3 separate regions of the Mus musculus genome follow, and all the other regions are linked to region 3. Evidence: chromatin loops called from intact Hi-C (ENCODE). Cell type or tissue: heart. All regions are shown on one strand. Each heading gives the region's core, and the rest is flanking DNA. Links, peaks and the distances in the headings are about the cores only.

Region 1 (10,855 bases), core at 1,200-9,199, 110 kb before region 3:
GAGATAATGAGACTCACAGCCAGCAATGAGAGTCACCAGATGTGCTGGGTGCCTTGTTTCCATCACGGCATCCAAAGTCCCCAACTGTCCCGTGGTTGGTTTGTCATGATGACCGTAGCGTGACATGACAGGCTGTGGAAGGTGAAATCACTAGGGCAGGTCGGTCACACAGACCCTGAGTGGCACGCCAAGCCACACACACACACACACACACACACACACACACACACACACACACACACACTCCAAGAACCTGGAGCCTGTATTCTTAGCTACAGAAAAGCATCAGACAGGGACTGTATGGCAAGGAAACTTCTTTGTCCCATACACCTTTATTTCCATTTGCAGTGGAAGCTGGGGGAATCTCTGTAGCCTTGTAGAATCTTACCCGGTGGTGACCCTTCCCCTGGAGTGAATTATCCTCTGTAAGACAAAGAACCTAACACCCACTGACAAGGGTACCACATTTGGGTGAGCATCTCCAGTGTCCCAGTGGGCAGGAGAGTTTCAGCACCGAATGGGGCAAAGAGCTGGATTGCTAATGCCTAACATGACCTGGGTCTCTTGCACTTTCTTTCCCCTGCTTTTCATGTGTGTTGTTGTATGTTTGCATGCATGTATGGACATGTGCAAATATGTGGCTGCACTTGCATGTGGAGGCCTGGGGTCACCATCCCTATTTGCTCTTTCAGCTTATTCCTGGAGGCAGGCTCTCTCAATCAAACCCAGAGCTCACTGATATGACTAGTTTGGGCTGTTGTAACCTGCTCTGCATTTCTATGGGATTTGGGGAGGGGGAGGGTCCTGGGCTCCACTCCCGGGTGGCAAGCACATCAACCATTAAGCTGTCTCCCGAGCCCCCCAACCTGTTCTGGTTTTTTTGTTTTTTTTTTTTGTTTTTTTTTTTTTGTTTGTTTGTTTGTTTTTTTTTTTTTTTTGTGGTCAAAAACTGACACAGCACTCTGGGATCTACCCTCCAAAACTTGTAAGTGTGCTGCGTCTGTTGTTAACTGATGCGTGTTTGTGTAGCTGACCTCAAGAACTTTGCCCTCCTGAGCAACAGAAAACAGACCCTTTAAATATAATTTCCTGCTCCCTGCCCCCAGCTCCTGACATTTGACTATTTTACACTTACTGTTTTGCATTTCTTTTGTGCAGGGTTGAAGAAGGAATCCAGGGCTTCTTGAATTCCAGACAATTTCATTATCCTTAAACTACGCAACCGGCATCCCGGCCCCAGTTGGTAGAATATTCTTCAGCGTTATTCATGTCCTTGTGTTCATCAGAGGCTCCTTCTCTGCTGAGACCAATATTTCATTGTGTGTGCAGTCCATGTTTTCCAAAACCACTCAGCCATCCCTGGATTATCCATTTTCCCCATCGCTCAACCATTATAGGCCATACTCTGTCAGGGACATGTTAGTGAGGGTATGTCTTCTTCGCAGAACCAGTCCTCAGTCTTCGCCCAATTTTTAATGGGGTCATTGGTTTATGTTCACTCTTGAGATGTCTGACAACTTCTTACTGTTTGGATTTTTGACTGATTGTTACGTCTAGGACTCACCAATGTTTTCTCCCACTGTGTAGCTTGACTCGTGGTCTTGACCACTTCTTTGCTGTACAGGGCACTTTAGTCAGAGGCCACCCACCTGCCTGGGATTGGATATGTTGCTGATGCTGTGGGTAACACAATTCAAGATGCCATTGCCAATGACCTCAGCATTGACCAGATAAATTGCATAGGGCTATTTACGTGTGTACGTACTTACTTAGTTGTTTATCGAGACAGGGAGACTCTCATATCCTATGTGACCTCAAAATGCTACATAGCCAAGGGTGACTTTAGACTCCTAAGCCTCCTGCCTCTGTCTCTCTTGAGTGCTAGGCTTATAGACCTGCACTGCCACACCTGGCCTATAGGGTGCTAGGGGTGAATTAAGGGCATCAAGCTTGCTGAGACCAGCTGAGCTACAAGCCCAGACCTGCCTGCAGGCTCTCTTATCTCTGTCTTTAGTGGTGGAAGGCCAGTGTGAAGTTGGGTTCTTCTAGAAACAACTAGGATTTGATGTCAGGTTGGTGCAGCTCTGGTAGGGGAACAAAGATGAGGAAGATATTGTTAATGAGTAAACCAGCACTGTGGGTAATTGGGGCTCTGTCCTAATGCAACCAGGGAGACATGCTTCAGCTATGCCTCATGATAAGTGGGGAGCAGGAAGGAGTATGCTCTCCTCTACATTCATCACGGGTCACGGGTCACCCCCACACTCCTTAGCTCATTGGCACTCTCAGTCTGCCCTGCGTGAGTCTATTCTGGTCCCTTTAGATGAAGAGAGCCCTGGACAGGAAGCCTGAGATGCTTAGACTTCTAGCACAGCTGTCCACAACCAGGGGCCCGAGACTGCAGGACTCTTCCTTTACCTGCCTCAGTCTTGGCTTGCAGGACAAGGCCTCTTGTGGGCACATGATGCAGGCAGCAGATGATACACCACAACACTCTTCAGAGACTCTCATAAGCCAACAGCTAAAGATTGGAGGCCTGAGCACTGAAGGATTGAAGGATTTGTCCAGAATTCTTAATGTTTCCTGAAGACCATGCTGTGTGCCCTGGGGCAGGGTTGAGCTGGGACTTTGGGTTCTTATACAGACTGCACCTACTCCAGCCCCCTGGCAGGGTGGCAGACGGACAAACTGGAAGAGTACTTGCCTTTTCTGGATTTACTTCTGGTGCTTATACAGTGAATGAGAATTGTCCTTACTGTCCCTGTGGCATGAGATGGCAGAGAAGTGACTCACACTGTGACCCCCCCTCCCCATAGTTGGCTATTTCTCCCACATGCTTCCTGGTCTTGGCATGCCAGTGTGTGTGTGTGTGTGTGTGTGAGAGAGAGAGAGAGAGAGAGAGAGAGAGAGAGCGAGCATGTGTGAGTGTGAGCATTGGTGTATGAGCGTGTGTGTGTATGAGTATGTGCATTAGTGTGTGTGAGTGTGTGCCTGTGTGTTAGTGTATGAGTGTGTGTGTATGTGCATTGGAGTGGGTGTGTGCCTGTGTGTTAGTGTGTGTATGAGTATGCGTTTATGAGTGTGTGGGTGTATGTATGTGTGTGAGTGTGTGTGTGTGTGTGTGTGTGTTTATGAGTGTGTATGAGTATATGAGAGTATGTGTGTGTGAGAAAGAAAGAGAGAGAGAGTGTGTGTGTGTGTGTGTGTATCTTCTCCATCATCCCAAATCTGACCTGAGAGCAACAATCCAAAACAGAAGATAACTCACCGGGAGAATTTGGAGTTAAGGGCTGGATGGTCTCCCACTGAGCTTTGCTGATCTCTAGATAATTAATTCCAGAAGGGGGGCAGCAAAGCCCAGTGGGTTAGGATAGCTGTTTTAGGGTGCAAATCTTCCTTAGCAACTGCAGTTTGCATGTAAGATGTAGAAGGGAGGGGAGGGGATTCTAGAAAATACCACTGGTAGGGAAGTTAGAAAAGGCTACAGGACCCAGGAAAAGCTGGGTCACAAGGCTCCATGGTGACCAAGGCTCCTGCAGCTGGAGTGGCATTTGTCTCTCCAGCGTCACTTGTAGGCAGTGAAGACCTCTTTCTCTGCAGCCTCAGACGTACTTATCTCCTACCTTCCATTGGCTGTTATTAGTCATGTGACACAACGCACGCACATAAGACAGTATGGGTGCCCTAAGATTAGGAGGAAAGCAGCATTGACACTGAGGGGGAAACTAAGTCACAAAGAGGTTAAGTATATAGCTCAGAGACTGGGGAAATGCCTCCGTTGGTACTCACAAGGTTCTGGAGCTACATAAAAAAGCAGGCACAATAGGATGCATTGTATTCAATCTCATCCTCGATGTGATGCTGGACGCAGGTAGGCAGCGGATCGCTTACACTGGGAAACTCTAGGCCTATGAGAGACCCTGACCCAACCAAAAGGTGGGACTTGGGGACTGACACCGAGGTTGTCCTCTGACCTCCACATGAGTGCAGCTGGTTCACATCCTCATGTTTGCACACACCCACCCGTGTTCACCGGCGAGAGTATACAGCGGAGGCTCTCTACAGAGGATGGGTTTTGGTGTGCTATGATTACTTCCTGTCTGCATCTCTCACAAGTAACAGGGGAGGACCGAACACTCATAGAATGGACCAGAGTAGTCTTTCCTGACTTCCATTTTACCGTGTCAAAGGCCTCCCAGATTCCTTTTTCTTTAACATGCCTTCTCCCCCAAATGGCGATATACCTGGTGTTTCCCACACTGTTGGTCATAGTAATTCTCCTACCGTTATTGTCTAGAATTTCAGGGTTTAACACACCCCCATCTCTTGCCCTGACAGTCCCTGTGGTCCTTTAATCCAGAGATCTCTCTGGTGCTTCAGTTGTACCACCGGCATACAACATCTCCAGATGTGCTAGGTGGACAGTCCATTCCAGAGACGACACAGGCTCTCGGCAAACCCCTTAATGTGACTAAAATTATTTGCTACTCCCTTGGAATCCTGGCTTTTCTCTCTCTCTCTCTCTTTTTTTTTTTTTTTTTTTTTGGTAAATGCAGTTTCATTTTGAAGGCCCTTTGGGAAAATACCAGCAGGGCTGGCTGTGACTCGATGCTTGTTAACATTGTGTTCTGAGGAAAGCCCCCTCCTACACAGAAATTTTTTTAAAAGACTGATTTGGGGACTCAGTGGTCAAAGGAGACAAATAAAAAGAATTCCAAGGTTATCGGAGCGTTGACATCATGTACAATAGTAGTAAGAGCTTTTTCCAAATTTAAAACCCTCATGGAGGAAGTGGGTTACAATAGCAGTGACCTCTGCCCTGGCCAGTCATAATGGTTTCCTGGATGCAGGGATATTATGGGCTGGAGCCAAGGATTTCAGCAGAAAAGAGTACAAGATGTGTTAAACTTAGAACACAATGTGCGAATTCCGGGAGGGGCTACCAAGGGTCATCTCTCCTTCCGACGAAAGGCAACCTTTTCCCAAACAAGGGTCTGGATCTTTCTCACTGTGGAGACAGCGCCTTTTTTTCCCCTGTTACTAATTTGAGTTGGAATTTTTTCATTCCTTGAGACCTCAGTGAATCAGAAAGTCTTCACCAGGCACCTGTTTCCAGGGCTGATTCATCACCTAAATAATGATGAAGTGACTCTTTTTTTTTTGGGGGGGGGGTTTCAAGACAGGGTTTCTCTGTATAGCCCTGGCTGTCCTGGAACTCACTTTGTAGACCAGGCTGGCCTTGAACTCAGAAATCCGCCTGCCTCTGCCTCACGAGTGCTGGGATTAAAGGCGTGCATCACCATGCCCGGCTTAATGAAGTGACTCTTAAATGCAGGCCCTGTTCTAGATGTCGGGATGTACGCAGCTCAAAGGACGTCTACAGTTTAGCTGACACGTGGGCTGGAGAATCCATCGCAGGAGCCTGTCCTGTGCATTGTAAGATCTTTTCCAGCACAGTCATGGCAGAGTCTCCTGGAACCCCTCCCCAGGGCTCACAGCTAGCCATGTCTTCAGATGGCTTGCACCCAAAGGTGTTCAACAGTTGTTCTATAGGGACAGCAGTTCCCTGAGAAGACAGACCATACATGAAACTAGTAAACAGGCAAAGAGATGAGTTAGTCTACTGTCAGTGAGAGACCCTGTCTCAAAGAATAAGGTGGAGAGGAAATGGGGAAGACACTCAACATGGACCTCTGGCCTCCTTGTTTGTGAACACACCACTACCCCCTTCACTACGTGATCTGTGAAGAAGGTTTGAGTCTTGACAGTCGGGTCAGGATGAAAGACTATCCTTTAAGCCATGTGACTGGTGAAGGCCTTGTAGAAAGGTGACCTTTGCGAAGACTTAAAAGAATTGTCAAAGTAGGCCATGAGGTCACAGAGGAAGAACATTCCAGAAGGAGGCTCAGTCAGAGGTCACATTGCTGAGGATAATCAAGGCAGCGAGAGTAGAGGGAGGGAGCTGAAGGAGATGCTGTGATAGGCCAGGGTATCAGGGCATGCAGGTGGCATGGGCCAAGGGCAAGGCTTGGCTTTCCTTGGAGAGGAAAGGAAGTCACTGTTAGATGAGCAGAGCCGTGAGTCAGCCTGATGTGTTTGCAAGATGGCTGTGGTCGATGTTGCCTTGAGAATAGGCTTCCACAGAGGAAGGGCAAACATCGGGGCCTGGATGAGTCAGTTTAAGAGTCTGAGTAGCCTGGTCTTCTGTACAATTGATGGGTTCATGCTCCCCCTCATGAAGACAAAGCAAACGGGTAGCCTGTAATTGCTTCCGGCCATGAAGATATATACCTTTAACTGTTGTGTAGACTCAGAGAAAAATTATAATTTGAACTTCATTTATCCCTTGGTTTTTCTTGTTAGGGACACTTCCCTGGATGATGGAGATATCATCATTATAATTCTTACTAAAGCCTGATATAAACAAGTGAACAGTTAGTAAGTGTTCATTCTATACAAGAAGCTAAGTCTCCTTCATTCTTGGCCTCCATGCCCCCTGTGGAGGGGGGCGGCACATCACAATCTTTCTCCCACCATCCAGCAGAGGACACAGAGGGCTCCGAGTGTTTCAGTGAAGTCTACAAAGTAGCCTCACTCCGAGCTTCAGCAGGTGACTTGGCCGAGAGGCAAGCATGGGGTAGTCATCATGGAAATATGAGGGGCAGACATGGAGATGTTGTGGAATGCAGAGTTGCAGAATCTCTTCCTGGTTACCCCGCCATGTGCTCTAAAATACCCCTCCCGCACTTCCTGGGACTCATTACAGAGACCTCAGTGAAAGATGTAGAGGAATATTGGAGTCCAAGACCGGGAGCTGTTGGGAGGACGTTAGAACCAATTCTCAACCCTAGAGGAGAATAACCTTTGTAAGTTTGAAGACCTGATTTGATCTCCAGAGTTCGCGTGAAAGCTAAGTGTGGCGACAAGTTTATACTTCTAGGGAAACACATGTGTAGAGCTTCCACCACTTGGGAGCTCTGGGGTCTGAGCCCATGACTTCATCTCTCTGGACGTCAGTCACTCCATCCCCAGTGTTGGGACAGCGATGGTACTGGTACCATTGTGCTCATCTCTGTCTCTTGCCCTTCACTTTTCCCCAGCTTTACCCATAGCAGATGACAGTTCCCAGCAGCGTCCTCTGGCTGCAGACGGGCATCCATCCAGAACAGGGTGGGCTGAAGTTTCCAATCTCAGAGATGATGCCTTTGGGAACTACTTCAGTCTGTGACAGAAGAGTTGAGGCAGAGAAATCTCCTTCACTCCCAACCATCTTTCTTCCCCCGTCATTTAGATGTGTGTGTCTCCACAGTGTCTCAGAAGGGCCACATCAGAACTGAGCCTTGTGACCCAGGACCCCCGTACTGGCTGCTTGTGGGCATGGTCTTCCTTTCTTTCTCCAGCCACACACTGCTTCTAATCTCTCTCTCTCTCTTGGTTTTCTTTCTACTGTTGTGACAAGACAGTGACCACATCCAGCTTAGGAAAGGAGGGTTCATTTTTATCTTACACGTCCAAATAACAGTTAATCATTGAGGGAAGTCAGGGCAGGAACCTGGAGGCAGGAGCTGCTGCAGAGGCCGTGGAGGGGTGCTGCTTACTGGCTTGCTCCCCATGGCTTGCTCAGCCTGCTTTCTTATAGAACCCAGGGCCACCAGCTCAGGGATGGCACCACCCACAATGAGCTGGACCTTCCCATGTCCATCATTAATCAAAAATCTCCCCAACAGACTTGCCTCCAGACAGATCTGATGGTGGCAACTCCTTAAACGAGGCTTCCTCTTCCCAGATGTGTAGTGAGAACTTTGGTTTCTTTAAAGCACACAAAAATAGCGTGGAAATAGGTTTTCATTTTAAACCCAGGTGTGGGATATGGGCTGTTTCAGATTGTCCACAGCAGCTGACTATAATTTGCCCTGTGCTCTATCTGGGGGTGTGATTTTGTCAGCTGCACATAGTTTCTGCAATTGTGTGACCTTTGGAATTCTGGGGACTTTTCAGAGGGTATATAAATGCTAGGGAGCATCGTTGGTTGTTGTTGGTTTGGTGACTGGTTGCTGTTGGTTGCAATTTGTTAAGTAGTCATGTGTCAAGAAGAAACAAGAAGAAAAAGAAGAGGAGGAGGGGGAAGAGGAGGAGGAAGAGGAAAAAGAAGAGGAAGAAGGAGGAGAGAAGAAGGAGAAGAAGAAGAAGGAGGAGGAGGAAGAGGAGCAGAAGGAAGAGGAGGGAAAGGAGAAGGAGAAGGAGAAGGAGAAGGAGAAGGAGAAGGAGAAGAAGAAGAAGAAGAAGAAGAAGAAGAAGAAGAAGAAGAAGAAGAAGAAAAGAAGAAGAAGAAGAAGAAGAAGAAAAGAAGAAGAAGAAGAAGAAGAAGAAGAAGAAGAAGAAGAAGAAGAAGAAGAAGAAGAAGAAGAAGAAGAAGAAGAAGAAGAAGAAGAAAGTTAGATAAATATCCTTCCAGTAAAGATCAAACTTGCTCCAATGGACTTGACATCCCTAATCATCAGGAAGCAGTCTAATGATTCCCCTCTGTCCTTTCTCTCTCCTGTCTAGTGTTAGGAGGTTGAAAGGGTGAAAGAAAAGGGGTGGAGAAGGGTGGAAGAAAGATGAGCCCACAAAGTAGCCAAAGACCAGTTACATAGATGACCCTAGCTTGTGTTGATAGCACACACATGTGCGCTCGCACACACACACACATGCCCACACATGCCCACAGAGGTACACACATACTTCTAGCCATGATACTTTCCATTGTTTCTGGTGCTACCTACTGAGTAAAGCCTACCTAGAGCCTGTCCAGAGGTTTATAGGGAATGAAAACATGCCAAATGATTAGAAATCACCACCTTAAAATTCTGATGGTTGTAGGAAAGCCAGTGCAGAATGACTTAGCAAATGGTCACATATTCACATGTGTATGTGTATATATGTATGTATGTATGTGTGTATATCTTGTATGTGTATATATGTGTGTATGTATGTGTGCATGTGTATATGTGTGTATGTGTATGTGTGTATGTGTATGCGTATATGTGTGTATGTGTATACGTGTAAATGTATTTCATATATATATATTAGAGCATGAAACACTGGAAATAGCATTGATGGTGATAGTGGCAATGAATTAAGGAAAGAAGAGCCAAAGGAGGAGAAAGGGAAGGAGGAGAAAAGGGATGGAAGAGATGTAGAGCAGAGAGCAAGATGGTGTCATGCCAACCAAGGCCAGAAGGGGTGTGGCCGGCCACAGGCACAGAGCACTGGCTCATCTAGACCTGCAGCAGTAGCAGTGTTCTCTAGGAACCAGCCAGCCCCTTGCAACCCCATCACCTCCAAGCAGCTGACAGTCCACTAGTCAGTCACTGGATGCTTTGGAAGCCCAGTTCTGCACAAAACCAGGTCCTTATCTAAGCTGCCCTCCACCCAGACTCTGAATCCCCTTCATTCATTGCTTCACAATGTCTTCCCTGGTACTTCACACTGGACCCATTACCAGACTCAAAGCAGGTCATCCTGAGACAGAGATTCAGCTTCCTGTGTGGGCTGGTTCATTTCCTGTTTAAGTCCTTTCCCCAGAACACCCTGGTCTCAGAACCACTCACCAGTTTGTTTCAGGGTCAGTATTTTGTGTATTTTAACCGCACGAAGCTTACTGAACTCAATCCAAATGAAGGGACTGCAGATCACTTAGAGAAATGAACATTTGGCTCAAGAGAAGCTCAGAATTCTGAGGGGCCTTTGTGGTCACTTCTTCCAGCCCTTCCTCACCATATAGGAGGAACATAGAGGCACAGACACGACTCTCTTACATAGACATGACCTATAGCATAGACTCTCAACCTTCCTAATGCTGTGACCCTTTAATACAGTTCCTCATGTTGTGACCCCAACCATAGAATTATTGCCATTGCTACTTTATGACTATAATTTTGCTGCTGTTATGAATTGTAATGTAAATATCAGATTCGCAGGATAACTGATATGTAATTTCCCCAGGGGTCGTGACCCACAGGTTGAGAACCACTGCATTGCAGCACCAGTGAGGGAGTGACAAAACTCAGAATCCCCCCGCCCCTCCTATGGACCTTCACTTCCTTATCATTATTGTCCCTTGTGATTCAAGTCATGGAAAAAGTCAACAAGAGAGTTCTCTGGTCAAGGACAGCTCTTTCTGTAAGTAGTTCCTGCCACATTTAGCTCTTTCATAAGCCATGTTTTCCCTTTTTTTTTTTTTTTTTTTTCATTTACAGGGTTTTTTTTTTCCTCTTTTCTTTTAAAAGTCAGAACAGCACCATGCTTTAACACAATGGAGTCCCGAAGAATTTCTATGTAACCTCAATGTCATGGGTGCGTGCAAATCTATGTGTTGAAAATGAATGGCTGATTTTTTTTTCATTCTCAATAAAATGTAATTTATCTAATTGATTCGGTTGAATCTGTGCCTTCTGGAGCCTTTGTGTTTCCCCCAACCCCCCCATTTCTGAGTAAAATGGTCGACTTGCTGAGCTCTGACAGGAGGGAGGGGGAGGAGGGAGAGAAGCAGCGAGGCCACCTGTCTCTCAAAAATTGTCTCTGTAAGGCTAGAGGAGGCTCATTGGAAATAGACAGAAACCGTATTTATTTTGCAGCCTTGTGAGCCTCAGATTATTTATTTGTGCTCATTTCTTTCCCTTTTGTTAAAGAGCCAAAGGCTCAGTGCCCCTTAGAAAAGATTCCCGGTGTTTAGGGGTCATCTATCACCTGCCTAGAATGACCTGGGTAAGATGCCCTATAGCTTGCTCTTCTAAGTTGCAGGGCAGGGAAGCTGTTGCCATCTCTGTCTGTAGAGGGTTTAATGCTACTGCTCACCCCCAAGAGCTGTCTA
Region 2 (10,855 bases), core at 1,191-9,190, 91 kb before region 3:
AGAGCACTGACTGCTCTTCTGAAGGTCCTGAGTTCAATTCTCAGCAACCACGTGGTGGCTCACAACCACCCGTAATGAGATCTGACGCCCTCTTCTGGTGTGTCTGAAGACAGTGTACTTACATATAATAATAAATAAATCTTTGGGTTGGAGGGAGCAGGTCCAGAGCCAGCAGTAGGTCCTGAGTTCAATTCCCAGCAACCACATGATAGCTCCCAAACATATGTACAGCTACAGTGTACTCATATACATAAAATAAATTTAGAAGAAGGAGGAGGAGGAGGAGGGAGGAGGGAAGAGGAAGAAGAAGAAGGAGAAGGAGAAGGAGGAGGAGGAGGGAAGAGGAAGAGGAAGAAGGAGAAGGAGAAGGAGGAGGAGGGAAGAGGGAGAAGGAGAAGGAGAAGGGAAGAGAAGAAGAAGAAGAAGAAGAAGAAGAAGAAGAAGAAGAAGAAGAAGAAGAAGAAGAAGAAGAAGAAGAAGAAGAAGCCGCCATGTGTGAGCACCAGGATCAGTGGAGAAACATGTTGTGCTCTGGGCTGAGGAGAAGCTGTGGCTACTTTTTAGACCTTGGCTCAGAAGACAGAATCAGGACCAAAGCCTGGGTGGATGAGAAGTGGTAACTGTAGCCTCTGGCTGATGTCGCCTGCTCAGGCCTGTGACACCCTCAAGCAGGAGACAGCTGACTGTTAGACTGGAAGGCTGTCAGCCTCTGACTGGGAGAGCATGTGGACAGGGCTATTCCTGGGCTCTGGGCTGCGCTCCCCCACATCTCTTTATCAGTGACCCCCATGAGGCTTGCATGTCACTCCCATGGTCCCCAGGCTTGTCTCTATTTTGAGATGAAAATAAAGCCATCCCATGAATCTCTAGTGGCTTTTATTTTTTATTTTTATTTTTTCATCTTGTAGCCTGACCAGAAGTCTGTGCATGCCCACTCGTTAGCCTCCCTCCCCTCATCACTGTACAGTCAAGAATGTATGAAGCAATTCAACATCCACAGCTAGGGCTCTTTCTCTCTTCTTACCTACTAGCTGTAGTCGACTGGGAGAAGAGAAGTGGGTGCTCTTTTGGAATCCAGAGTCTAGCCTCTCATCTTTGGAAATCGGAATCGTGGCGATTTCTCTACGCATCTTTTATGCGCCCTACATGGTCACCTGCAGTCTTCTGGGAGCCCTCTATCCTTTCTCTGCTGGGCTGGGCTCTATGTCGCAGGTGGCCACTCCTGTCGCCTGAGCTTCAGGAAAGGGTAGGCCAATGGGGAATGGGCTGGAAGGCTGGCATGTGGCGAAAAGAAGTGAGGCACCTACATTCCATTTCTATCATTCTAGCAGCTGCCTCCTTCAGACCAGTACACCATGCACAGCCTCAGCTCATCGGGAAGCCCCTGCTTGGGCTCTAGTAAGCATGGGATACTTCAGCTTTGTACTCCAGGGAAATATCCTCCTCTTTTTGTTCCACCAGCCCAGGGGCGGAAGAACGGAGGCTGCAGTTGTTGCTGATCTCTGAGCTGGGTTGGTGGTTCCCACGGTCGGTCGTCTCAGCCTCTCCATCAACCAGTTGAAGTCCTTCATATTTAACTCCTCTGTATTAAAAGCCTTGAGTGGCTTTGTTTTTCTAACTAGATTTTGGACAGCATCCTACACTTACAGCGGGCTCTCTGTTGCACAATGTCCTTTTGGTTACGAGATGGACCACCTGAGGGAGCTCGTCAAAGCAGGTGCTATGACATATTACACAAATGTTAAAGAATAATAATAATAAAAGACAGTTAAAGGGTAGAGGGTACTGTCCCTGAGCTGAAGGAGAATGGGGCTTCCTGTGCCTCCATCTGAACCACAGACTACCTGCAAGAGCTCTAGGGAGCCAGCCTCACTGTTCTGAGCCTCAGTTTCTCCGTCTGTAAGTTGGGAATAACAAAAGGGAACTGCCATGAAGATCTGCGTGGACATTGCTGTGTCACTCAGTGCAATGTCTGACAGGCACTGGAAGCAACTGAGCTGCTAGTCAGCCTGTCTGGAGAAATAGTTCAGCTGGTAACTCATTTGCTGTGTAAATACAGAGAGTGGAGTTCAATCCCCTAAACCTACTTAAAAAGCTGGATACAGTAGTAGACTTGTAATCTTGGCACTGGAGAGGCAGATACAGGTGGATCTCTGGGGTTCACTGGGCAGCCTGCCTGCCTCACCTACGTAGTGTGTTTCAGGCCAGCAAGATACAGCTCAAAAAGAAACAGTGGATGGTGTGGTGGAGGGCTGCAGACTGGATCGAGATTTCTAGTCACTGTGAGCATATGACCTTCCACCAACCTTAGAGGAATGCTGCTTGCTGGTGTGATCGCAGGCTTAAGCCCAGCTAGCTTTCATGTAGAGTCTAGACACACTTACCTAGGGAATGGTTCTTCCCACAATGGGCTGGGCTCTCCTACATTAAGGGTCTTCCTCAATTGTTCCTTACCTTATACACTGAGTCAGGAACTCTCTCTGAACCCAGATCTTATACATTTGACCAGCCTAGCTAACCAGCTTGCTTTGAGGAAATCCCACCCCTGCCTCCTGAGTGTTAGGATTACAGATGGGCTGCCACACCCACCTGGCTTTTACACTGTTGCTGGGGATATGAACTTGAGTTCCTATGTTTGTGTGGCAAGCACTTTTACCATCTCCTTATCCCCCTGTGTTCAGTTTTTAAGGACTGAGCACATTATACTCAGAAGTAGCTGGACCATTCTGCATGCCCCCCTGAGATGGATAAGTATTCCAGATTTTCCGAATTCCCTGTGCCAGCTCTTGGTGCTCCTCTTCCATCTCTCCTGACTCTCCCTCCCTTGTTCTAACTACCCCCCCCCCAACAGTCTCTCTTCCCTTTTATGTCTTTTTCATAAATATCCAGATTCAGGAGTCAGACACACCATGAGGTCCTTGTCCATGTTTTAAATACAGATTCTTTACATAAGAGAATCCATGGTCCCTGCCTTTGAATCTGGCTTATTTCTCGTAACATGCTGATGGCCAGTTCTATCACTTGAGTGAATCTTTTTCTAAGTGGAGTAATGCCCAGCCTACCCCCATCCCCATACAGGAACGGCCTCCAGAAACGTTCCCATTTCCCTCTGGGTCTGCTCTCTGGAGCCGTCGCTTTGGTGGTGCAGTATGAGAGAGCTTGTGGCAGCATGAACTCCAGGGGCATGAGGGTACTTGAAGAAAGACAGAGAGATTGACAGAGCCTGAAGCTACCTTGCGGAAAACCTGAATCAAACGCATAAATCTCTATGAGGAACAAAATCAATCATTAAAGAGACCCGGGCAGGACGATGCTCCAAGGATAACGCTAACAACAGGCATGTGTGCTTCGTGTTCTTTCCTTTCTATTTGACTTATTTTTAAACCTGCACCAATCTACCTATTTTATGCGTATGTGTATATATACCTATGCATATATGCCATGGGACATGTGCTCTCTTCTTCCACTGTATGTGGGATTCAACACTACTCAGGGGTTGAAGCCAGGTCGTCAGGCTTAATTGAAAGCATGTTTACCTGCTGAGCCATCTTATTGGCCGTCTTTGTTTTATTTGAGAAGAATGATAGGCTCTATCACGCCACCACTCATGGTGACTAGATCTCTGGGTAAACTGTGGGGTATTTTGTTTGTTTTGTTTTGTTTTTTTATTTCCAAACATTAAGATGCTTTATCCACTATGCTAAAACATACTACATTCTATACTAGTCTTTCTATAGAAGATACTGTAATTCTTTTTTATTAGTATAGGGGTTGGGGAGATCAACTGGTTGGTAAGGTAACCTGCCTGGAAAGTGTGGAGGTCTGAGTTTAATCTCCAGAACCACAAAAGAGCTTGGAACCGCAACCCTGGGGAGGACCAGAGAGGAGATCTCTGAGGCTCCATGGCCAGTCAGCCTAGCCTACTTGGTGAGATAAACTCCGTGAGAAAAGTCCTCAAAGGAAGTGGACAGTGCTCTCGAGGGTGACACACAAGGTTGACCAGTGACTTCCAAGGCCTGAGCTCACACATGCCTACGAAAGTATCCTAAAAGAAATGATTAGGCATTCGTTGCTAGGAATTTCAGGATGAACATAATTTAGAGACGTGAGGTTCTGTATATTTGAAACACTGTGATCAGCTCTTCTGGATTTTGTGGCAGCCAGAGGCCCGCCATGCTCTACAGGACACTTTGACCAACAGTGGACCATGAATATGATACCTTTTTTTTTTTTTTTTTAAAGAAGTCAACTCTTGGATTTATGGACCAGGATGAATTTGCCCAACTATCCAGTTCTCAGAATCTCTTCCGGTCAGGAAGTGAATGTTTGACTATTTTTAGCTTTCTCAAAAGTACAGATTTGTAATTTCTTCCCCTTCCAAGGATTCACTGGCTCGTCAAATTTTATATTTGCAAGCATCCTTTCTTTGGAAAGGATCGCCAAATTCCTAGAGCATCAGCTCCCCATGGGTCCTGGATCCACCCCTTCCTGGAGCTGTGTTCAGATAAGCAGAGAAAATGTCCTACAAGCCTGTGGGACCGGAAGGCATAAGAGCTGCAACCCACAAATGAAGTCGTGGATTAGTTTCTTTTGTTGTTTCTCCGCATTGTTATGTCTAGCAAGTGGCAACAAAGCAGGGAGGAATTGACTTGAACTCACAGTTAACAAGGGATACAGACCACCCTGGTGGGGATGCTCACAACTGCATGAGGCCGTTCAGAAAGATCTAGAAGCCTGGTGTGCATGGAGAAAGAAGAGGAAGTGTGCAGAGCCAACACCTCTCTGGATTATGGAAAGGTGGATAACATGGCTTGAATCTCTGGAGCAGGGACGATTCAGTGTTTTTACCCTCAGCCATCAACAGGTGAGGAACGATGGCAGTGGCTGATGACCAGGACAAAGACATGATGTTGATTTAAAACAAAGCCAATAGGATTTCCCAAACAACCTTACACAGAGAGCCTGATGACCCAGGTTCAAATCCTGCCCCTTCTATTTACTGTGTGGCATAAAGGACTCATTGTCTCTCTCTGCCTCAGTTTCCTTGTCTGGGAAATGGGGATAATCATGGTAGGTAGAAGTCGAAGACTGAGGGAATTAGTGGTGGAGGGTGACACAAGACTTGACTCATGATGGATAATCAATAGATTCTCCCTCCTTCCCTGTGAGCTCCTTTAGTCCTTGTTCAAAAGGGCCAGACATGGCTGGTCCCCGGGCCAGACTTTAGGAAAACTCGTAATTGCAGATTACAAAACGTTTCCAGAGCTGAGGGTGCTGACATCTGGGCTTTGCAAGCAAGAGAGGACGCACTTGGTCTTCTAAATTCACTGGGAGGAGTGTGCAGCTGGGAGCCCTTGTGTGGGGCTCACTAAGAGATTGGCCATTAATCACACACAATTACTCTGACCCCGAGGGAGCTGCGCCTCTCCTCTCCCACAGACGGACTTCCTTCCCCAGTGGGACAGACTTTCATGAACGCTCATGGAACACAGAGCGGCTGCACCGAAGGAGCTGAAGGTCAGGTCTGCTGATTCTCAGCCTCAGAGGCATCCTTTTTCCAGATCCAAATGCTCTTCCGGGGAAAACTCAGACAAGAGTCTGAGCCTGCCTGGGCTATGGTTCTGTGGTAGAAAGCTGGCCTAGCATGCGTGAGACCTGGGGTTCCATCTCTAGGACAAACAAGCAAAAATGTTAAGGGCTGAAGTTGGTAAAATGTTTTGCTACACAGACATGAGGTCCTGAATTTGTCCAATCAACACGCATGTAAAAAAAGAAAAAAAGAAAAAAAAAAGGAAAGGAAGCAGGCATAGTGGTGCAAGTTTATAACCATCTTGAAGATCTCCAAGTCTCACCAGTCACTCAGACTAAACTAGTCGATAAGCCTTGGGGAAATAAGAGACCCTGTCACAAAAGTCAAGATGGCCTCCTCCTGAGGAATAGCACTTGAGGTTGACCTCTGGTCTGCACACACTCATGAATGCACACCTGAACATTCCTATACCAATGCATACAGAGAGAGAGAGAGAGAGAGAGAGAGATGGGATGGATGAATGGCATACAGTTTAGGCTTTCTACCAGTTAAGAGTTGCATGTGTAACCATGCCCTGCGTCTTCTGGCATTACTCCAGAATGTTTTGTGTTTGTCCATCTCTCCAGGTTCCTGTGCAGATGAGGATGTCATCTTGACTAGCCATATACCACAGAGGGGCCCCGAAGGAAGGCTCAGAGGGCTCAGGTCCTTGTGTTTCCTTAGGCTCCAGGTTGTAGACCTACGGTTGATATAGAGCCTGGACCAAGACCTGACCTTGCTCACAGGACTGTCCCATCCTGTCCAGGAGCAGAAGCCACAGGCTCTGTTCAGGATGAGATTTTCATCCTATTCTCTCTTCCCCAGGGAGTCTTGACTGTTCTTCCCCTCCCACTTCTTCCCCCCCCCTCTTCTCCCCTCCCTTTTCCCCCTTCCTTCCCCCTCCCATCCCCTTCCCCTTTCCCCTCCCTCCCTCCCTTCCCTTTCTTCCCTCCCTCCCTCCTTCCCCTCTCCTCCCTTTCCCTTTCTCTCCCTCCCCTCCTCTCCCCCTTCCCTCCCCTCCCTTCCATTCCCTTCCCACTCCCTCCCCTCCCCTTCTTTCCCTTTATTCTCTCTACCTCTCTTTCCCTCCTTCTCTTTCTCTCCCCTCCCTCTCTCTACCCAATCTCCTCTCCCCATTCTGCACTTCCCCCCTCCTTCCTATATTTTCCTTCTCTTTCTCCTTCCACAGATTTTTAGTGAACTTCTCTCCTGAGCCAGACATTGCTCTAGGCTCTGGTAACACAAGGTTATGTCCCCACAGTGTGACCTCTGCTGTGACAGAGGTGTATGGTGCCCCTCCTGTTCCCTCTGTTGTGAGAAGTTAAAAGACCTGGTCAATCAAGACTGATATGTTCAATTCTTAGTTTTGTTTTTGTGTATGTGTGTGTGTTTTGTTTGTTTGTTTTTAACAAAACCAAGCATTTCCCTCTGTTGACATCGGCAACATAGGTTATATCGGGAAGCCCCACCATTGCTGAGTTTAACTTCTACTTGCATTTTGCTGAATTTATCCAGTCTCTCTCTTCTGCAGATATCGTTCTTAAATTTCACAGTATTAAGCTCATATCACATTTATATTTATTCATCTTTTTTTAAAATAGCAGACACATCTGCCCATCAAATAGGAGGGCAGCTGTCATTCATCCCTTAGTTCCTTCATCTCTTCCTTCATGTAGTCACTCAGCAAATGCTTTTGGCAATTAATTATCACTGGTGGTGGTTACAGGGGCACCAGTGTCATCCGAGTTCCCCAGCACACCTGCCTTCTCAGACCTCATGATCCAGTGCAGTGAACAGCACACAAACCAGACACAGGAGATACCCTGAGGTAAGACGGTAACAAATGCTGTGGCGTGGGGGGCGGGGGAGGATCCATCTGTGCATGTGTGTGTGTCTGTAGCCATAGGTCACCTTCAAGTGTGACTTCTCAGGAGCTATACACACCATTCCTAGAGAAAAGATCTCACTATGAACTGGTGCTCTCTGATTCTAGACTGCCTGGCCGGTGAACCCCAGGGATCCACCCGACTCTACCTCCCAAGCCTTGAGATTAGAGGCTTGCCTATGACAAGCCTCTTTGTCGGGAGACAATCTCACTATGTAGCCCTGGCAGGCCCAGAACTTGTTATATAGACCAGGCTGACCCCAAACTATACAGATCTGCCTGCCTCTGCCTATGATGCACTGGGGATTTCCTCGGGTCTCCATGCTTACACAGTAAACACTTTACTAACAGAGCTACCTCATCTGGCTGGAGACGGTATTTTCCCCAAAAGATGAGGGTAGACAAACTGGTCTCTTGGAGAAATGTGATGTATATCTGTGGGCATGGGGGAAATAGACCAAGTAGACAAGCAGTGTAAGTCCGCTGTGACACCTTAAGGCCCCTGGCCTCCTGCTGTAAACAGCTGAGACCTTGAGGAAGAAAACTCTCTGGGAAAATGAGCCATGTCTGCGAGGGACTTTCCCTAACTCTCCACAGAAAAATTATTCTCAGGTCCTCAGTGTGAGGAACAGGGAAGAGAGTGACCGTGGTATCCCTTCCCTGGCCAAGAATCCTGTTTCCCCAGGATCTTGGCCCTCCTGGTTCAGGCCAGCATGTCAGATGCCACCTCACTCAGCATTCTGGAATGTCAGGAGGGAAGTGACCTGAGTAAGCACAGTGGGTAGATCCATTTCCTCTCATCCACTGGAAAGGGTTTGCTCACTGTTGCTGTGATAAGATACTACAACCAAAAGCAGGTCTTAAAAGCAAGAATTGGTGCTAGCTTGTTGTGCCAGAGGGATAAGAACCTACCACAGCAGAGAGGCACAGTAGCAGAAGCAGGGAAGCAAGAGATCACATCTTCAGCCATAAGCATGAAACATAGAGGGGTAAGGGGAGGAAGAAGGGGAAGGCTAAGGAGAGGGACTAGATTGGAGACACACCCTCAGAGCCCCACCTCTAGTGAAGTAACCTCCTCCCTCCACTTTCCCCAAACTGCCACCAACTGATAACCAAGTGTTTAAATGCCGGAGCATATCAGAGACACATTTCTCATTCATTTTTCTTGGGAAACATCTTTCTGGCTGTTGGCAGAGCAGAAGCCCAACATGCCCCTACAAGATATCCAGGATGCTTCCAGCACCAGAAAGTTACCCCCTCTCTTGTGTTGTGCATTCGTTAAGAAAGCAATCCCTCTGAGGAAATCTGAAGAGAGGGGCTCATGTCACCAACGTCCTCAGGAGCTTGTGGTCCCCAGCGGGTGGGTGGTGGCATTGTCGCAGATGTTAATAAGGTCTCCTGGGAACTGCTGTACATGGGTTTGCTTTTATCCTGTGTATGTGTGTGATTGCCTCTGTGTGTGTGTGTGTGTGTGTGTGTGTGTGTGTGTGTGTGCGCGCGTACACGCAGTGCATGCACAGGTGAGAAGATAACTTTGAGTGTCGGTCATTAGACTAACTCATTTTGTTTGAGAGACAGTCTTTTATTGGCTTGAAACTTCAACCCATGAACCAGGCTAGCTGGCCTGAGAGCCTCCAGGGCTCTGTCTGTCTGTCTGTCTGTCTGTCTGCAGCTCTCATCTTCTCTTTGCTGAGATTGCAGGTGCATACGATCATGCCTGGCTCTTTGCATACATTCTGTGGATGTAAACCCATGTCTTCAGCCTTGTGAGGCAAGTGCTTTATTGACTGAGCTCTCTCTCCAGCCCCTCTCTCAGATTTACATGCACAGCCACAAGATGGTTAGTTATGTCCTATATTCCTGGGGCAGGGGGAGATGGATAGAGAGGGAGGGAAGGGGAAGAGAAAGAAGCCTGTTAGCATAGCTGTTTCTTAAAAATAAACTTTCCAATATCTCCCTAATCGACACTGGTGCTTCCAGAATGAACCCCCCTCCCATAGCTGCAAGGGAAGCTGATAGTGTGAGTAGTGAGCTTTGCATCCTCTGCCTTGAAAGGTAGCCAGGAAGAGGGGAATGGGAAGACATCATGGTCTCAGGTCTACATGTTGGCTCACTTGCTAAAGACTCTTTCCCATTTCCCATATAGAAATCACATCTGATAACTCACAATTTCAACATCCACAGTTGTGAGACAACCCCATTCCCCAAACCCACTGGCAGGAACAGGGCAGTGAGACATAGCTCTGTTTTGTTTTGGTTTTTCTTTTTCCTTTTTTGTTTCTTTGTTGCTTATGTTTTTTTTTTTTCTTAGAAGCTCTAAAACTAATACCTGCAAAAGACTCATGTGGCAGAGGAGATGTTGGGCACAGGTTATCTGCTAACTTGCTGGGGACCATATTTGTTGTGGGTAGAAGGGTTCTTGAGTGACTCCTTGCAACAGTCATTATTAACTTGTCCCCATGACAGTCAGAGAGGTGTTTTTGGCCCGGTAAAAGGAATGGGCTTTGGGGCTCTGGGACTCTGGGGAGATGGCTGAGTGGATAAAGCACTGGCTAAGCAAATGAAAGGATCTGAGTTGGATTCGCTGTATCAGCCAAGAAACCACTGCATCTCTAACCCGTGTTCCTATGGTGAGATGGGAAACACAGCAGGGAGACTCCAGAAGCTGGCCTGGTGTACACAGAACAAGAGACTGTGTCTCACACAATGTGGAAAGTCATGACTGACAAGCAAGGTTGGGTGTTGTCCTCTGACCTTCACGCGTGTGCCATGACAGGTATGTATCCACACGGAGATGAATACAAGAGGGAAAAAAAAATTAAATCTTAAGAGGGAGGCACTTATGGGATTTGGATGGATGCTACCTGCTCCGAGCTGCCAGAGGGATGAGTCCAGCTGGGTTCAGCCGCCTGGCTCTCCTGCCTCCAGAATCCAGCGCCATGCCTCTCCTCTTAGTCACAGCTGTTCCTGGGGACCCCACGCCCACCTCCTCGCTTTCAGAACAGGTTTTGCTATTATTCTAGGCCGGCAGTAAAATGACATTTATGAGGATTTTTCCCCCTTTGAAGTGAGACTGTTTGCGCATTTCACTTTAAAGCAAGAGGAAAAAAACAAGAGCCTGGACAGATAAATAATGGCAGCCGGAGAGGGGGCCTGACACATGTGGTGGACGCCAGCTCTGATCTGTCACCGCGATCATCTTCGCAGATGGAAAAAAATCCTTTGTTTGTCTCCTTTCAAGTGATTATTAATTCCCTGCCTCTACCTTTGCTTCTATCTACCTATTAAGGAACTGATGGGTTATCTCAGCCTCGCTGTCTTTCTCTTCCGTCGTCCCCTCTCCTCCCCTCCCTCCTCTGCCCTCCCCTCTCTCCTCTTCCCTTTCCTTTCCCCTCTCCTCT
Region 3 (10,855 bases), core at 1,955-9,954:
TGTTTGGGACAGGCATACATGAGTCTGGGTGTATACCCGTCTGTCAGTATGGAGATGGGTATAAAAGTTCCAGCATTTGGCAATGATCTGAATGAGGGAATTTATATGCCACCCGACAGCAGCCAGATGCACCACGGGCACTGTATTCCCAGAATGGAATTCTACACAGCCTTGAAAAGGGAGCTGCTATAATGCACAGTGGCCAAGACTCGTCCCACAGAGAGGGTGAAGGGTGAAGCTGGATAGATCTATTCAGATAAAGCTTAAAACTTGAAAACCTAACAGCTGCCGAACAGTTAGTGAGGGAAACCCCTCTCTCTGGACAAAGAAGGAACATAATTCTGATTTTCCTAGAGACCTCGTGTCTCTTCACTTCTAGTCTTTAACTGGTAAGGGAAGGTTTTGGGTTTGGTGCCTCAGCACATACCACTGCTGGACCCTCAGCGATATTTTCAGGAATGGTCATGTGACTCAAAGGCAGTCCAAGCACTGACTGCTACCCCACCCCCACCCCCATTCCGAGAGTCACACACAATGGAATCAAGACTCCTGGAACTTACAAGGGAGAACTTAGAGAATGAATAGGAGCCCGGTGAGCCACTGGGAGCTGTGCGGACACACCTGGAGAGGAGGTATATCAAAATCAGCATGGCTGGGACACAGAGAGGGGCCAATCTTAGCCAACCCGAGCTGATTTCCCGCATCTGCCTGCTCCATCATCCACGTCAGCAGGACCACACTCCTGGTAGGTGTGAGCTGCTGTGACCGTGACCCCTATTCTAACTGGGCTCCAGAAACCTTCCATTTTCTGGTAAGCAGTACCACTGAGAACAGATTCTGGGTACTGGTACAACCCAGTGGGTTTTAATTCCCACTCCGCCCCCTATAGGTAAGGGAGGGAATGGCGTGAGGCAGGGAGCTGCACTGAGGAGAAACAAGAGCCATTATTATTTCTCCTGTCTGGAGGGGATCTGAGCGAGCCTCACTCGATGCCACAGGACCCACCTTCGACAGTGCCTCTCCCACCCTTACCCCCTCACCTGTCATTTTCCCTCCTAGATCTATACCTCTTCTTGCATAGAGTGGGCATATCCCTCTGCAGGATAAGTCTCGCTGTTAATACCCCTCAAGGACGTCTGTGTCCATTTCTGGACTCGATGGTACTTTGGCCTTTTAGTGTTGTTGGTTTTGAGTTGGAGTCTTACTCTGTGTGCCTAGGCTGGCCTAGAATTCACCACTTAGTTCTGGCTAGCTTCAAATCCACAGCCACTCTTTTATGTCAGACTCTCTAGTGCTAGGCTCATAGGTGAGCATCATCCGCACCTGGCTTCAATCTTGTACGTAATAGTACAATCCTTGTTATTGATATCGAGTATTGAGTTCACACTCACTGTGCTGAGAGCATCACTTGAATCCTGTACTGTCCTCTGTGTTGCCTCTGTGTTGACACTTGCCCAGGCTGGCAGCACACCTCGTCCAAGTGAGCTGCCCCCTGGAGGTGATCCAAGCTTAGCTTTTTCATAGGTCCTGCTATCCAAGTTGGCAGAGTCACATCTCCAAAGATGTTTACTTTGTTCGGGCTCTTGACTCCTGGGAGGAAGGCTTGTTTTCATTGGGCAGGTGTAGAAACCTGAGGTTGCCAGAGGCGCAGAGAACCCGCCCCAGAGCCGTCACTTCACTGAGGTGCCCTGATGTCAGTCATGCAGATTGACACACTTACAGGACTTAGAGGTCACAGCCTTTGTCCCAAAAGCCAGGTGTGGCCACCCATCCTCAATAAGGCAGAGGAAGCAATCAAATTAATAGTGAAAAGCAACAAATGGTGATTGATCCGATTGGGGCCATGTTGAGAAGGATGTGGGATCCAGCGATGTCCCGTCCCGTCCCGTCCCGTGCCCCCCCCCCCCCCCCACCGCACCAAGTCCATCTTCTGGATCCTGACCTGAGGGGTATGGTTTAAATAGAAAGTACAGAGCCTCAAGGTGTGGTACCCCATCCACTGCTCCCAGCTTCTAGTCCCTAACGCAAGGGCGTCTGACAAGCTGTCAATCTTTTTTAGGAGACACGCCCCTCCTCTGGCAGCCCCCAGAGTCAGATCACTTCTCCTCCTATCAGGAAATTCCGGGAGGAATCTTGTAATTTCTTGGGGGTGCTTTTTTTTTTTCTCTTTTAATTATCTGATAGCTGGAGGGGACCCAAGTGTCTCTTTAGAATCTATCCTGGGGAAAGCCTGCAGGAGGTCTTCTTCACTGGGCGTTGGATTTGAACTTGAGAGGAGGGACTGGTACCCTACCTGTGGACATTTTACTGGCAAGGAATGGGAGTTTACCACGGAACGAAGCCCTCTTACTCAAGTTCGGGTCAGGGAGAAGGAGATGGGGTTTGTAAAGCATCAGGGCTAGGGTGAGCCAGCCTGCATACCCACCCCATTGTTCCCCGCTTGGCAGCCAGCTCCAACGCAGGTAAATAGAAAGGATGCCGTCATTGTTTGTCGCTGGTCCTAATGACTTTAGGCTTTGTGTCTCTGGAGCCAGGCCTCACCCCCGGGAAGCTGGCCCGTGGCCTGAGAGGCACCAGCCGCCTTTGAAACAATGGCCTTTGTTCTTCATACTTTCCCTATCAAAGCCTCACAGCGGGGATGGCCCTCCGAGGCGCTGGGCGCCTGGATAATTCCTGTCCCAGAGCGGGGAGGGGAGCCAGGAAAGGAGAGGCCAGGTGCAACTTTGACCCAGTTAGGTTAGCTGGGGTTACAGACCTGCTTGTTAGGAAGGGGCCCTGTGAGTAAAGGGTCCGGTAACTCCTCTCGATCCATGTTTCTCTCAGTACTTTCAGGGAATTCAAAGTCTTGGAACGACAGGTATGAGCCAAGAGGTATCTATAGCAATGCCAATGACAATAATAGCAATAGTAGTAGTAGTAATAACAATAATAATAATAATAATAAATTTCTATTAGCTCTCTGATGGCTTCACACTGCTGTTTTGATCCCTGGTTTTTCAATGAAAAGATCAAGGGTCAAGAAAGACCCCGTCAGTCAGTCGATGGCCACAAAGTGAGGTTTTTTTGTTTGTTTGTTTTGTGGGTTATTTTTTGTTTTGATTTGATTTGTTTTTTTGAGACGGTTTCTCTGTGTAGCCCTGGCTGTCCTGGAACTCACTCTGTAGATCAGGCTGGCCTCGAACTCAGAAATCTGCCTGTCTCTGCCTCCCAAGTGCTGGGATTAAAGGCGGGCGACACCACTGCCCAGCTTGTTTTGTTTTGTTTTGGCAATTGTACCTGAGCTCTGATGCTTAGCCAGACCATGTGACCTTGGGAGGCTCTTTTGTCAGCCTCATTTTGCTCATCTGTGAAATGGGATGAGGTTTGTTAGCACTTGGGTGTCGTTGGCTCCCTGTGGGAAACAGAAAGCACACCTCCCCCCAACGGTTCAAACGTTGAGAATTTAAATCATACAGTGGAGGGGATGGCGATTAAGAATAAAAAACCAAACAGGGCCCCTCCAGCACCCAGAATCTATCAAGGGTCAGTAGTTTACATACATGCAGGGGTGTGAGTCTTAAAAGATGAGATTTCTGAACTGCAGGGCAAGGAGAGGCTTAGACTTTCAGGGATATGGAGAAATGCCCTGTCACTTGCTGGGGTCTCCTGCCTGAGGGAGTCTCTCTCTCTCTCTCTCTCTCTCTCTCTCTCTCTCTCTCTCTCTCTGTCCCTCGCTGTGGGAAAGCCTTCATTAGAGCCAGGCATCCTGGAGACACACTGTTTGCAGGGGCAAAACCTCTGAGCATCATAGACAGAGCAGAGGAGAGTGCAGACAGAGTGCCGGGACCCAGCCTTCCAGGGTCCTTATGTCAGTCAGCCACTCTGGTCCACAGGAGGTACATGCAAAGCCATTTCTGTGTTGAAGACCTACTCCATGCCAGGGACAGAAGAGGACCCTGGCACATGGTAACTGTCTTCTGACCCCCACGGAGCCCTTAACCTTTCCACGTCCAGTTTCCTTTTCTGAGGTGACCCACACTCCTGTAAGGGTTTCCTGAGTTAAATCCAGGGAGCCCTTGAAAGGTTCGCAGACCCTTGAAATGATTGCCTTCAAGATGGGCTCTCCGATGGATGAGCTAAGCTGAGAAGGTGATATGTGTTGCTCTCTCAGGAGCAGCTATTGATTGGGGAGCAGAGCCAGGAAGCCTGTTCCTATCAAGTGGATTGAGAAGGCCTCCTCTCTAACTCTGATGATGGTGCTACCACCTGGAGGGGGATTAGGGAAATTTTAAGAGCCGGAATGAAGCAGCCAGGACAGAGGATGGCTTGGATGCTGAGGCAGAAAGAGCTTGAGAGGCTCAGGGGACCAGGGAAATACCAGGTTGGAGGAACACAGGTAGAGGCTGAGGTTAGGGGAGGGCTGAGTGGCCCAGGCCGTAGAGGCCTGTGTGGGAAACTAGAATTCCTCACACACACACAAAAAGAAAACAAAAACAAAAACCCAAGAAAGACATGGTTGTGAGAAGAGATACAGCCAGGATTTTTTTTTAATGTGAGTTTCTGAAAAAGCACGATGCAAGAAAGAATTAAGTATTAAATATGGAAGGGTTTTTCTGGGGACAGGTGTCCGAACACTGGAGAATTAGAGAGGAGTCTGGAGAGGGCCATAGAGCTGTGGTGCTGGCCGCCTTCTTCGGAAAAGAGAGGGTATTATGAAAGGCAAGGAACCTTCCGTTGAGCCATCTGCCCAAGGGATGGCGTGTTTTCCAGAAACTTCCCTGCCTGGGTACCCCGCTGCCTGGAGTTAGGCTTCTGTAAAGGTACAACCGGTAACAGTTGGCAGGACATCTTCAAGCATGGCCCTCTTCAGCCACTGCACCAAATACCACCTCCAGGATCTCAGTCAGCCCTGGCCCTGACAGACAGGCAATAGCATCTTCTCACAGATTCAAAGCTGAGGCCCAGAGGATGCCGGGCCTTGTTCCCTGCCCAAGGCTACGCAGCCAGGAAATGTCAGAGCTGGGGTTCAAACCTGTGTACATACTTCTCATTAACCCACACTCTACATGAGTACAGACCTGGCCACAGGTACAACAATGATATGGGGAGCCTGGTACCTCTCCTCTTGTCCCTCTGGGCTCCCTGGAGTCCTCCCTACCTGCAGGTGTGAATGCAAGGTGCACCCTTTCTGGTTTGCATTTTTCATCCACACTGTTTTGAGGAGATGGGCCAGGAAAGTGGCCAGGAGGTTATGGAAGGTTCTAGTTGCAGAGCCCCACCCAGGGGCTGCGTGGGCAACCCCAGATGGAACTCACGGGAGGTCACACAGAGATAAGAGCCTGCTGGTGAGTCAGGAGCTGCCTGGCTCCATCTCTGTCCCTTCGGGGCCACTCTACTGACACCCTGCAAATCCCCTGCCTCCCAGGAGGAAGTCAGGCCTGTAGCCTTGCTTCCTGTTATTATACTGTTTTTTACAGCCTGGAATTGATTTAAGTGTTACGCTCTTGCTAAGAATACGCCCTGACAGTTGAAAGGAACTCTTAGGATTGTCTTAATTTGTGAAGAATTAGTTGTCGCTAGGTTATTTTTTTATTTATTTTTTTTTCCTTTCCCTTCTCTGCTTTCTTCTCCGCAGGGTCAGGCTGGAGCCCGGTCATTGTTGTTAAATTTAGATCTGAAACTATATTGGGCCTGGTCCTGTGTCACTAAGCTTTCACTACCTAAAACAGGAAGGAAGGCTCCAGCTGGGGACTTTCAGAAAGCCAAGGAACTTTCTGAAGGCCTCGCTCGGGGCAGTGAGACTGAGTAGAAAGCACTAGATTCGGGTAGGGAGGGAGAGATCCAGGGAGGGTTGTTTGTCTTAAATTTAATAAGAAAAAGGAAAAAAAAATCCTCCTTCTCCATGTACCTGTGCCCGGATCTGCAGCCATGGTAGAGTGTGGGAGGCGAGAGCTGCATGCCTGAGTTCAAATCCAAGCTCGGTCACTTTCTAGCTATGTGGTTTTGAGCAGGCCGTGAGATTTCAGCTTCCAGGGGCCACAGTTTCCCGTCTGTGAAATGATGACGGTACCGCCTGTCTCTCGTGGCTGGGAGTGCACGGGGGTAAGGCAGGTGACATTTGGTCCAGTGCTTGATCTGATGTGGATGCGTTTGAAGACAAGCTGGCAACTTTGAAATCCGAACTGCTCCCAGATCCAGACCTTTCTGAGGGCTGACCTGACACCACAAACAGAATAATATTCCTGACCACAAGGAGACAGACCCAAGCAGGTTGATTCAAAATATTACATAAAATTACCTCCTGTCTACATACAATTCATGTTTAGTCTTGAGTCCTGTCCCCAGGATAACTCGTGGCACAGACGCAAATATTTCCAAATCTGAAATTGGGACACTTCTGGCCCAAGGCATTTTGTTTCCAGGGTATAGAACCCTAAACTAGCTCCAGACTCCATGATTGGTGGTAGCATTTAAATTTAGATAATATCAAGGAAAGATTTAGAGATAAACACACACACACACACACACACACACACACACACACACACACATACACACACACACACACACACACACACACACAGTTTCCATGACTGCAATCACTAGCTATTTAACAAGTGAGGCTCACTATGAAACAGCAAAGGTAATGGCCAATGCTGACTGAGTGTCCTGCCTGGCACTGAGCTAAGTCCTTTCTATATGAAATAATATATAGCAGTTGTTTAAAAAGCAACCTGAGGTTTGGGGTGGAGGGGACTCACAATCCTTATCACAGGGACTTTGGAGATCATACTAAACAGATTTTTATCCTCAGGGTAATTAGAGCCATTGGTGATTTTAGGCCCACGATGGTCACAAGATTTCACACAAGAGATCCAGTGTCGATGCACCCTGGAAGGTCCTAGCCAACTTCTTCTGTCTCTTGGCTCCATGTGTACCGTACAGGGACAGTCACAATTATGAGCTTATTGTGGGGACAAGCTAGGGAGGGGTTTGAGGATGAACGTGGGACTCTTAGCCTCAGAGGTGACAGTCCCCTGGTAATGTCATCCTAGAGGTGTGGCCCAGGGAGGTTGAGTAGGTGAGGAGGGGAGAGCTGAGATGTGTGGACTTTATATTTCACAGGCTCACCCCTCCAGCCATACCCTGTTCTTAGAACTCCTTACTCCTGAAGCGGTGAGATTAGATCTAGAGACAGACCTGGGCTGGTTTTTCAGAAACTGAAACCTGGCCAGGTGGAGCCTGTTTTCCCTGTGTACTAGCAACATGACTTGGGGGCATCTGGCAGACCGGCTGACCCAGGGACACCAAGTAGACCCTTTGATCTGTATCCTTAAGTAGTCTCTCTTACCCTGGGTAGACCTTCTAAATTGCACCCCCAAGTAGACCTTCTGACTTGCACCCCCAGGATTAGTCTGTGAGTTCCCTGAGGCCTCTTTTGTCATCTGTACACTGTGGTACCCACATCAGCGGCATGGGACTTCAGTCCTTTGTGTCTTGTCAGTGTCTGGTTCCCAGTACTGTCACTGTTGGGTCCCCAGTACCAAAGCAACAGTGGTATACAGTAAGTGCTTATTGTATGTATTCTGCTTGAGGAGAGGGTTTCCGAATCCTCCACCTTCTGTATGAATACCTACACATCTACACATCACATCACATCACATCACACACACAGGGGGGGGGGGATTTTTAAGGGAGAGAGAAAAAAATTTTAGGAGTTCATTTTGTCTACAGAATTTGGTATATAAAATTAAATAAACCAAAGGAGTGAATCTACCCTGTATCCCCCATCTTCCCAGCCTCCTGTGGGATCTCCCATTGGTCCTTCCCTCCCTGTCCACTCTCCTTTCCTGCTTCTTCTACCTTCAAGTGCTTAGATTCTGAAGCAATCCCCCCACTACAGAAACTTGAATCCTGCACAACTTCCTCAGAGCCCCAGAGCTGACCCCTCCACCCTGCAAGGTTTTGAAACACAGTCAATACCCAGTTTTCACAAACCAGCTACAGACTCTCATCTCAGCTCCAGGTCCCAGGGGATGCCTGGCTTGTCCTTCTGGTCTATCTGCGTAAAGCTCCTTTTAAGGATGCTTAGAGTCTGAGTCTCCAGGCTGGGAACAATTGATCCTTTCTTTCCTGTGGTGATCTCTTTAATCACTCTGAGTTGCCCTGGGCATCCCTCCTTCTTTGCCCGGCTGAGGCCGACTTGCTCTGTTAAATTCAGTCACTCCAATTGATCCGGCAGGTATTTCTGGATGCGGCAGTCAGATCCCAAGTTCTCAAAGAAACAGAGACCATTATGAGCCATCTGGATGCCTACAGCGTTCATTCCGAGCCCTTTTGAGGTGAGGAAACCCAGTGTTCCTTCCAGAACTGCATCTTGTCCTGAAGGAGAAAGTCTGGGTGAGGAGACTCGTGTGGATGTCTCTTCCTGTACTCTCAGCTTGAAAAAATGTCTTGGGTTTACTGAATCCCAGTGTCTTCCTCTGTGGAAGGGATGAATAGACACACACAGGCACAGATACTCTCCCGTGCACATGTGCATGCACGCACACATGCATACACATGCACACACGTATGCACACACCTTTATGTGCAAATGCTCTCACATATGTGAAAAAGAAAAACTCTGCCAAGAGAATATATCTAAGAAGTTTGACCCCTTGCTAGCAAACTTTAAGTAAAAAACGTTTGGACTGAAGATGCGTGGAACAGGGCAGGGAAAGAAACAAGAGTTCAGGGATTGTGTTTCTATCAAGCAGCTCGGCAGTTGGGACGCACATCCTCTAACTTGGTTCCCTCCACAGTACCAAGGCCACAATATCAAGACCTTCAGAACAAGTTGTTGTTGTTGGGTGGGGGTTGGGGGTGGGGTTGAATTAGCTCAGACATGGACCATACTTGCAAGAATTTCTGGCCCATATGTAATAGCTATCATCATGGGCTTTATGAAGCTTCTAGAGTACAGCTTCTGAGGTTTGTGGGGGAAAAAACGGGAAGAAAGAATATGGTACATGCTCAGCATTTTTATTCTTGATAACTGTTCTGTGAGTCAAGAGTTGGATTTAGAAAAGTGCGTCCCAGTTAATTGTGGATAAGATGGATAAGAATGGGCACATGCAGGTCGATGTGCTGGAAGTTCTGAGAGGAGGCAAGAAGCTAATGTTTGAGACAGATGGAGGAGAGCCAGAGAGCCAACTGGCAGAAAGTCCTTTGGCGTTATGGCTGAATCTGACACCAGAGCAGAGGGAAATGTGTTCTTGCATCTGGACCCCTCTGTTGGTGATAATAAATGATACAAGTAATTAAGGAGAAATTGAACACTTTGCTCTTAGCTCGTCCTCAGCAGATAGACTCTTTCCATTGGTCAATATTTACCTCCCGGAGTGAGTGATGGGAGTCAATACCTACTTCCTGTTGTTAGCCCATGTATTTTTCTGTACACTACACATAAGCGGCCTACACACACGGGCACCGGTGCACTAATAGCTATATCAATAGAAAATCAACAGTAATCATTTATTTTTAATGGTCATCACTGTGAAACACCAAACGGAGCAATATCGTCCAAGACGGAGAGGAACACTTAGCGTGACAGATGTCTGTGGGTAATTGATTCGGGTTAACAACTTCCCGTCTTAATGGTGCTAATTGCGTTAATCAACGGGCTGATTTCATCAGAGGCTTTCAAAAGCACCTTCTTGGGTTAATGACATAGCTCCCAGGTGAAGCACCCAGGACTGGATCAGTGGTGGCTTGCAGCCCAGCCAATCAACCCACCAGTCAGTCCTTGTTTCCATTGGAGTTCAGGGGTCTGGTTAAGCCCATTGGTCATGCACAGGGCTGGCAGTGGTAGTGAAGTGTTTGAGGCTGTCCAGAATTGCTTCCCTAGCATACAGACCCCGCTCCAGCTCCCTTTCTGGTACTCATGACACTTGACTTTGTCTTGAAATGCTGGGCAAAGGCTCTGCATCAGGCTGATGAGTGTACCCTTGGAACTGAATGTCTTGAGCAGAAAGAGCTAGAAATAAGGAGAAATCACGTTTACAAGGAATTGCTTTCAGGGAGAGTGACCAGCAAGCCTTTCAACCAAGTAGATACTTATCTCAGTCTCCAGGCAGTTTCTGACTCTGGAGTGCCTCCTCAATCCCCCTAGCTCTCTAATATACCATCAGCAGAGTCTTCTTTGGTTTCGGTAGCTTGTACCACAGCTCTGCCTGCTTTCATGTCTTTACCAAGCACGCCAATTCCACTAGACTGATGACCGCTACTCAGAACACTGTGAGAGGACTCAGACTAAGAATGGTGGAAAGAAGACTAGTATTCAACCAGCAACATCCGCACCTCGTCTGAATAACTTTATGATGTGGTTAGGGCTGTGCATGACTTAAAGGATCTTAGAGACCTGGAATGCAGGGCCTAAGGGGTTGGACTCAGAGGCCACACCTCTTCCACGTCTTTGCTGTGGGGTCGTGGACACGCCACTGAACTAACTCTGTGTCTCAGTTTCCTCTGCTCCATGGTTCTTGTTTTGAGAATGTAGTAAGTCAATAATAGGTCAAGGGTTAAAGCTGTGTGGGGATAAATGATGAGTTCTCTGCTGTTTTGACTACTTGGTCATTATTCTGCTTGGGGTACAGATACTGTGAACCCCAGCAATCCTTGGATGCTCGAGTAAATGGGACACTTCAGATTAAAGGTAGTGGTCAATAGGTGTGGCCATTATGTTCACTGCCTGTTGTCGGAAGTTATCCTTGTCCCAGATGCCATGTGCAAGTTGAGATCAATTCTCCTGTCTCCGATTTTTGCATCAGGTAAAAAAGTTTGCTTGATCAAACTCTCTCCCACTTCCTCTTGAGCTTCCCACCACTGTGATTAA

The links. Peaks named below come from ENCODE experiments on the same cell type or tissue, not always from the same donor. Only the 100,000 strongest peaks of a DNase experiment are listed, where the experiment ranks them.
Region 1: it touches region 3 in a loop (11-fold over the local background); 5 of 42 quality-filtered maps call a loop at or near these places.
Region 2: a loop joins it to region 3, with 3 times the contacts of the local background. A loop is called at or near these places in 5 of 42 quality-filtered maps.

What each region holds. Positions count from the first base shown.
Region 1 is chr5:118,946,398-118,957,252 of GRCm38, forward strand. 4930413E15Rik (RIKEN cDNA 4930413E15 gene) reads left to right here and starts at 5,942. Exons shown (of 5, transcript NR_040694.1): 1 at 5,942-6,626; 2 at 6,767-6,866; 3 at 9,988-10,164. In heart, for the core only: no CTCF peak of the experiment used is centred there; a DNase peak (open chromatin) is centred at 4,844.
Region 2 is chr5:118,962,526-118,973,380 of GRCm38, forward strand. No RefSeq gene overlaps it. Among named protein-coding and RNA genes, the nearest start is that of 4930413E15Rik, 16 kb to the left of the region's middle. In heart, for the core only: no CTCF peak of the experiment used is centred there; DNase peaks (open chromatin) are centred at 4,496 and 5,436; H3K27me3 peaks cover 551 bases.
Region 3 is chr5:119,053,051-119,063,905 of GRCm38, forward strand. Gm30895 (a long non-coding RNA gene) reads left to right here and starts at 576. Exons shown (of 4, transcript XR_878728.1): 1 at 576-745. In heart, for the core only: a CTCF peak has its summit at 5,316; DNase peaks (open chromatin) are centred at 2,561, 5,341, 5,731 and 8,021; H3K27ac peaks cover 2,205 bases; H3K27me3 peaks cover 1,659 bases.